Linked DNA regions of Homo sapiens: region 1 is linked to region 2. Evidence: chromatin contacts called from ENCODE Hi-C or POLR2A ChIA-PET data. All regions are on one chromosome and are shown on one strand. Each heading gives the region's core, a stretch centred on a gene start or an enhancer-like site at or near the end of the contact. The rest is flanking DNA. Distances are from core to core; before and after follow the strand shown. Region 1 has its middle 9.9 kb from the start of LINC03013. Region 2 holds the start of NPSR1-AS1 (NPSR1 antisense RNA 1).

What was found. A loop is a pair of places that touch in the nucleus more often than their neighbours do. ChIA-PET counts read pairs that join two places held with the same protein, here RNA polymerase II (POLR2A). Pooled maps may share reads with other maps.
Region 1: a map of GM12878 shows a loop between it and region 2 (3-fold over the local background). The contact joins the enhancer-like site here to the promoter of NPSR1-AS1 in region 2. A Hi-C loop is called at or near these places in 1 of 168 maps with a recorded cell type or tissue (GM12878), 10 of 37 single-sample maps with no recorded cell type and 5 of 50 pooled maps. POLR2A ChIA-PET finds 5 or more read pairs at or near these places in 2 of 52 experiments (GM12878 and WTC11).

The regions. Positions count from the first base shown.
Region 1 is chr7:35,724,200-35,728,400 of GRCh38, reverse strand. No RefSeq gene overlaps it. Among named protein-coding and RNA genes, the nearest start is that of LINC03013, 9.9 kb to the right of the region's middle. Within about 2 kb of position 2,925, at least 7 of the 41 ENCODE cell types and tissues checked have a DNase peak (open chromatin) inside an H3K27ac peak, as active enhancers do; they include GM12878, where a contact is called at or near this core.
Region 2 is chr7:34,756,819-34,760,693 of GRCh38, reverse strand. NPSR1-AS1 (NPSR1 antisense RNA 1) reads left to right here and starts at 2,422. Exons shown (of 4, transcript NR_033665.1): 1 at 2,422-2,620. All of the region lies in intron 2 of NPSR1 (neuropeptide S receptor 1), which reads right to left.

The DNA of each region.
Region 1 (4,201 bases), core at 1,676-4,175, 970 kb before region 2:
TGAAGATATGTACATGTATGAAAACACACAGAAGAAGATCTAGAAGTTTACACATGAAACTGTTAAGAGTGGAGTGTGTGTCTGGGAAAGGAATGGGACTGGGCTGGTGTGGAGTTGTGAAGGAGGATCGCGGCTTTTTAAAAAGTAGCTTTATTGTGGCATCATTTACATATAAAAGACTATAGCTTTTATATGAGTTTGATTTTTTTTACAATGAACTTGTATTCACATGTTGCTTATATAATATGAAAAATAACTAGTTAAAAATATTAACAGCAGGAGTGGGCAATATATCAAGTGCTTTAGCCTAAGCTGTAATCCATGTAGGGAAAGCTCTGCAGAGATGCTGACATTCATAAATGTTACTATTTACCATGTTCCAGGCACTATGCTAGGCCTTGAAGGGCTATCAATATGGGCATGATCCCTCTCTGTGTTATCTGCAATAATTAAATACACAATTTGTGTCAACCTTTACTCATTATGAAGAAGTAAAGAGGGCAACACCAGGCCTAGTCTAGTCAGTGTAGGCTCCCTTGAGGCCATGACTCACCAGCTAACACCCAAAAGTTGAGTAAAAACAGCTTAGTTACTGGAGGGACATGCACAGGCAGTAGGGGACAGTCAAGCTGAGCTGATGCTGATTGCTTCCCTGGTTCCTGTGCTCAGGGAAGCTGTTCTAACAAGAGAGAGTTCTTTAGAAAGTGTTTCTCATTGGAACCTGGTGGGGGTGTGGGGGTCGCCAGTCTATTGGAAGTGTGTGTAAATTATGGGAGGAGTCTGTGAGGGCTGTCGCCATGCCTCCCACAGTGCTGGACCCACTGTCTGTACCCCAGGTGGCTCTCGCCTGAGAGGGGGAAGCCAGTGGCATGCATCTTGCAGTGATTGACAAGGCTGCTTGGAGGTGGCTCAAAAACTAAGGACACTCTGGAATCAACAATGATGCCAAAGGTGCTGATGTCCATCAACCCCCTCATCCTTTGATAGGAACAACTGACATTTTTCTCAGTCTTTAGTATAGTAGTGTGCAATGTTCAAGACAAGTCCTTTGTTCAGCTTCCATCCATATTTCCAGCCATAAGTTCTCCTTGAAAAGAAATGCTGAACCTTGTGGTTAAAAGGTACCCATGGCGCAGGCTTCATTCTTCCAGAGCTTGTATTTTTCCTCTTTTTTGCATAATTCAATTCAAATGTTTTTTGCTTGAGTCTTGGTTTTCCAAATTTATAGATGTTTCAGCTATGGCTGTCATCCCCTTATTTTATTATAAGTCACCAATCTCCTTATTTTATTGTAAGCCACCCATTTTTTTCATGAGATTAGGTTACTCACAAAGTAGCCCATTAATTGCAATTATAGTTTAATTACAGCATGTCCAGGTCTCTCCAGACCATATAAAATCAGGTTACATTTCCTTTTGATGTCCAAATTACAAAGGTAACAACATACTCTTAGCTTGACCTCAGTGTCCTCCAGCTATTTCTGGGCGTCTCCAATGGGGTGTGTCATTCGTGTTTATAAACCAGCTGCCATAACCGCATGGATCCACCTGGTCCTTTCTCTCCTGCTCTGGTTCCTCCAGGTCTGCTTTCTGCAGGGCCACATGGAAATCCTCAGTGTTGTCACAGCCCATCATGAAAGCAGTGCTGATTAAGCTCAAAACACAGTCCTGCCCTGTGCTGCCTGGTGGGGGTGAGGGAAAGCTGGTCCATTGGAAGTGTGTGAGATTCTGGGAGGAGTCTGTTAGGGCGGTTGCTGTGCTTCCCCCAGTGCCGGACCCACTGTCCATACCCCAGGTGACTCTCACCTAAGAAGAGGAAGCTAGTGCCATGCATCTTGTAGTGGCCTGCCAGCCCAGCCAGTCCTCAGGTTGTCAAAGCAGAGGGGGTTTTATGCACAAGCAGGGAAAATGGCCTCTCATCTCAGCACTGAGCTACACTTTGTCACCTGGGAGCTGAAGCAATGATGCTTGGAACTGAGAACCATAAAGGGTTTTTTGTGGACAGTTTCCCTGCTTTCTGGCTCTTATGCATCTAACCATTGGGGTCTAAAACCAAATCCAAAGAGCTAGGAAGGAAGAGAATCCATACCATCCTTCCAACCTCCTCCTCTTGGTTCTTAGCTCTCTCAGCAACACTTGGTTCTACTCCCCAGGTCACAAAGCAAAACTTCCCAACCATATCAACAGAGACAAACAGATACTCTTGTGTCTGTGAGAGTGTAGGTGTGCTGATGGGTGTCTACACTAACAGTCTACAATTAGGTTTGACTGGTCAAAATATATTTTATGTGCTACTTAATAGTTTTAATTCACTCTAATAACTGAAATATCTGGTTTTAAGTAGATTCTGAAGAGAAATGCTCCACATTACAGTGTCTTTCCCTAAAAGATAGAACCTACATACACATTGGCCGGGTGCGGTGGCTCACGCCTGTAATCCCAGCACTTTGGGAGGCCGAGGCGGGCAGATCACGAGGTCAGGAGATCGAGACCATCTTGACTAACACGGTGAAAACCCATCTCTACTAAAAATACAAAAAATTAGCCGGGCGTGGTGGCAGGCGCCTGTAATCCCAGCTACTCAGGAGGCTGAGGCAGGAGAATGGCATGAACCCGGGAGGCGGAGCTTGCAGTGAGCCGAGATAGCGCCACTGCAGTCCGGCCTGGGTGAAAGAGCAAGACTCCATCTCAAAAAATAAAAATAAAAATAGTAAAAATAAAAAAAAAATAAAAAAAGAACCTACATACACATTGATGTCATGTAATTCACAGGAGCTGCACAGGTGAGAACCTGTTTGTTGTGGGAAGAAGCAAGAGCTCCTCCCCACTTCCCGTGCAGGGCTGGGGTACGCAGCTGCTGTTTAAGAGCAAGGCCTGAGGTCTAGCAATGTTCTTGCCCATGTGAGGCCTGGTTTTGCCTCAAAGTAGAACTTCTGAAACAGAAAGTTTCCTTATCTCCCTGGCAGGACATGCGACAGATGTGCGGCTCGCATGTTCAGTGTCCCACTGCTCAAACCCCTAGGGGGAGCATGCAGACAGGTCGTGGGGAGCTCCGGACAACTGACATTTTTCTCAGTCTTTAGTAGAGTAGCATGCGGTGTTAAAGACGAGTCCTCGGTTCATCTTCCATCCATATTTCCAGACATAAGTTCTCCTTGAAAAGAAATGCTGAAACTTGTGGTTAAAAGGTACCCATGGAGCTCCGACCTCACAGCAGTGCCTAGGGTTGAGTATTTACAGCTCCTGAAGCCCCAGTGGGCATGTGTTACAGTGTGCTCTTTCAGTTTTGCCGTCTGCAGGCAACTTGTGTTAACCAGCTCAATTAGACCCTCTGCCGTATGACAAGGACAGAGGGCCTCTGTATCCTCAGTTCTTGCCCTAGCGTACCGGAAAGAATCGGATAACATGTAGGCTTGGAAGATCGGTGCAAGGTTTTATTGTGTGGTGGAGGTTGCTCTCAGCAAGGTGGATGGGGAGCCAGAAGGGGGATGGAGTGGGAAGGCGGTCTTCCCCTGGAGTCAGGCTGTCCAGCGGCTGGACTCTCCTCTGACTGCCCCGACCGAATTTTCTGCATCGTCTTGCCTCAATGGCCTGCTGTTGTCTGCTGGTGTCTGTCGGTGCGCTCTTCTGCTCCTCTGCTCCTCTCAACGTCCAACTGCTTGTGTCCACGCCCGCTAGGGTCTCAGGGTTTTTATGGGCACAGGATGGGGGTGTGGCAGGCCAGAGTGGTCTTGGAAAATGCAACATTTGGGCATGAAAACACGGGTGCCTGTTCTTACTTAGGTCCATGGGCACAAGCCTGAGGGTGGAGCCCTCGCCAGGAACCCCACCCTTGTCTACCCAGCACTTCCCTGGCCACCTCCTGTGTCACTTCTACTGTTTCCTGGTGAAAATAGTAACACTGAGAATGAGTTGGGGTGGAACATTGACCTCTCAAAACATTTATCATTTTCTCATGTAACAATGATGGTGTCATTTCCTGTTAGGGGCATTGGGGAATAAAAACACTTTTTAAAAAGTATAAAACATTCTCTTTGGAAATTTACAATAAAAAAAAAACACGATTCTTTAGTGAGTACTTATCCAGGCACTATTTAATTTACACTCAACATGGAGCCTATCAGTCAATCGTCATATAAGGTAGAAGCTACCATAGCTTCATTTTACGAATGAAGAAACTGAGGTGTAGACAAGTTGAGTAG
Region 2 (3,875 bases), core at 1,173-3,672:
AGGAAGCACAAAATAAAATATGATGGGTTGCAGTAACTTTGCAGTAACTCTAAGCTTAAATTTGACTTTTTTCCTCTGCAGTTATGATTTGATATTTTCCATGCCCTTTCTATTTCATTTCTTATTTTTCATTGTGTTGGGTATGTTCTTACATGCATGGGCAGTACACAGCATGGCTACTGGAGCCCGACTGTGGGATTTTGAATGTTGGCTCTGCTACATGACAGCTGTGCTATCTTGGGCTTGCTACTGACCACACGGAATCCAGGGCTCTTTGTAAAATTGTAATAAGAATGCCTGATTTATAGGGCTACTGTGAAGGTTAAATGAGATAGTTTATGTAAAATGTTTAGTAAAATGCTTGCCCTATAAAACCTGGGTAGCTGTTGTTGGTGCTGATGCAATGAATAGGGCCAATAACTAGACAGAGAGCTGCAAGAACTGGGGATGAGATGGTGTGTCTTAACATAAGTCCTAGACTCCTTGCCAACTTGCTAGAATAATGTTTTCTGCAAAAATTGACACATAAGAAGTAGAGGCTTTCTTTAAACTAGATCTAAAATGAAGACTGGCTATTTTATTTGCTATAATGCATGCCAGCTAATCCAATATATTTGATTAACACACTTGATCAGTCTAATATATTAGATTCTCACTATGGAAACAGTGGTGATTAAATTAACTGATGGCGGATAAGGTGAAAAGAACTAAGCCAATCCTTGAGAGACTAGAACACAAGATAGATTAGTTCAGGGATTGGGCCACTATTTATTAACAGGATTGCTACTTATGGGGCAATTCTGTGTTAGGATAGATGGTCCTGTGCAGGAAATTTGGCATGCCTGGGCTGTGCTTACTAAATGCCAGAAGTAACCCCTGCTGCCCCAGTCTTTGTGATAACTCCAAATATCCCACCATTTCCAAATGCCCCAGGACTGCTTCCTGTGAAGAACTATTGAGGTGTGGAAGGACATCTAGTGGTAGATTGGGAATATGACCCAGCATTTCTAGGTCAGTTTCAGTTTATACCCGCCATGATTATGCCTGTGGCCCTTTCTCTTAAATATGCCATGGTTTTACTTGGCTCATTGGAGATGGCTGATTCCTGGCCTGGGGCTGGGAAAAGGACAAGATAAGCCTGGAACATCATGTTGTGCTGGCAAGTGAGGACATGCCCAAAAATGCTGAGAAACATGTCAACAGAAACACGCACCAAATTGTAGGGCTCTTGCTGACCCCAGTCAGCAATCTAGGCATAAAAAGAAATAACTATGGCAACAAATTATAACCCACAGAATAAAAGAAGAACCTATGATGTAAATTTAAAAATGGGAGAGAAGGGAAATTTCTTCCTTAAAGTAGAGAGACTGCTAATAAGTATAGAAGAAATAATGAAATTAGAAAATCATCATTTGGAAACCTTTATAGCATTGATTCAGACAGGAATCTACACTGTATGGTAAGTGCTGTGAGTGAAAGTTTAAGGAGTATCAGGATGGCTATGTACTCTTAAAATACTTGTCAGTTGCAAAAGGAAAAATAGTATCTTTACAGTGGAGAAATCTGACAATAACATCACTAGTAATGGGACAAATTGATATACTGTGTCTGCTGATACTATATACTAAGAGGAACATAGCATCATTCCTGGTGTATAACTCTCAAAAGCACATAACCTTAATCTATTCAGAAGGAAACATCACACAAACCCAAAGTGAGAGAAACTCCACAAAATATCTAACCTATGCTATTTAAAAATGTTGATGTCATAAGATACAAAGAAAGACCAAGGAACTGTTCTAAGTTAAAGAACACTAAACGTACATGGCAACTGAATACAATACATGATTCGGGGTTTTTTGTGCTAAAAAGGATGTTCTTGGGATAATTGGTGACATTTAAAGCAGGTTTGCTGATTACCTGGGACATTTTTAGATGGATGGATAGGTAGATAGGTAGGTATTATAGATAGACTGATAGAGGAAATGATAAAGCAAATATGAAAAATATTAACATTTCAGGAATATGTGTACAGGGTACATGGGGGTATTTGTACTACTCTTGAAGATTTTCTGTAAACCTGAAATTATGTCAAAACAAGAAGCTAAAAATGAAAAATGTCCTGGTTGGGAAGACACATATGGTTGCTCAACCCATAGGGGAAGAGCTGGCAGAATATGATGGCTGTGACCTCTGCACGGTACTGAAGATATGGGCAACATGTTGAGCAAGGGCTGCTGTTATATTGAGAAGTGAGCTTTAGAATTGTTCAGCAAGTTTCTTCTTGTTCAGACCAGTATAGGCTTTCCTGGTAAGCTACTGTGCAATGTATTTGTTAATTATTAGCTCAGAGAGAGATTCAGCAAGTGGGCTTACATCTGTTCCCATGAAACACCATGAACTTCACACTCTCTGGGGAGGTCTAGGACTCAGAAATATAGATGTTAGTAAGAGCAAACAGACATAACAGATAACACATACAAAGTGCCTACCACATGCTAACCACTGCTGCAGGCACTTTCTATAGAAGAACTAATTTAATCATCACCATAACCCTATGGGGTAGATGATATTTTTACAACCTCCATTTTACAGATGAAGAAACTGAAGCATAGACCTGGTGAGTAACTCACCCAAGTATTAGTATGGAGGGGAGCTGGGATTGAAACACCAGTTATGGTCATTCCAGAGGATGAATGCTCTCTTCACCACTCTCCTCTTCTGCTTCCTGAGGGGCTCTGAGCAATGAAACTCTTCTTTCCAGATTGTGCTTATAAAGCAAACGAGGTGTCCAGGATTAGACCTCTAGAAGAGTCTGAGCTGTTGTACCCCATACTGGGGCAAAGTAAGTTGTTTGTGCTGAGTGGGGAGTGGAGCCAAAGCTCAGAGGAGGCATCGGAAGGTAGGAGCAGATATGCGGAGCAGACTAGCAGAACAGTCGCATGGCCAGAAGAAAGCTGGAGGGTTGGGCCGAGGTTGGGTCACTAGATAGCAGAGTGAGAGGAAGCAATGCCCAGCCTAGTGGGTGGCTGATCAAGGCAGAAACTGGGGGGTCAGTGTAAGAACAGGCTGGGCTTCAGAGCCAGAACTCATACACAAAATATTCTGGATTTATTCCTTGGGAAGGCTGTGTTCCAGTGTGTCTGATAAGGCCTTGGCCTCATCTTTCTGGTGGCACTCACCTTTCCCAAAAAGTAGCTAAGCCTAATCTTTGTCACTAAGGAAGTGGGGAACAAACACTGGCCGACACCTGCATCCCAGGCTGTGTGCTAGGTATTTAACATGTATTATCTTACTTAATGCAATGTTTTGAATAAGTGTACCTGAGCCAAACTGCCTACTGTGCACATATATATTAGGTTGGTGCGAAAGTAATTGCTGTTTTTGCTACTAAAAGTAATGGCAATTACTTTTGCACCAACCTAACAGAAGGAGTGACTATTCAAAGTGTGCACTCAACTTTCAGTTCAGTGAAATTTGGATTGTTTATTGGAGCTTGATGCAATTGTAATTAAATAGAATAATATAATTAGATAATTTTCACTGTAAGTGCAATACAAATATAGGTACTCAAAACACCACAGGTAGTAGAAAAAGCAGGCATGCTCTCATCGAACCAACATGGCAATTTTTGCGTACAACAGGAAGCATCAAACTCAATGAACTATGGAGGCCAGCTCAGGCACAATTATAGACATAATTTCTTAATCATCGTAACTATCTGAAGAAGGCAATCATATAATTTCAGCCTTTTGTGGTTATTGTAGGATTTAATTCAGTAAAGCATATAAAGCATGTGGCTCAGTGCCAGCCACAAGGGAGGCCCTGAATGCATGGCACCTGCTCTGCTCATTTTCTCAAGAGAGAAATGAAGC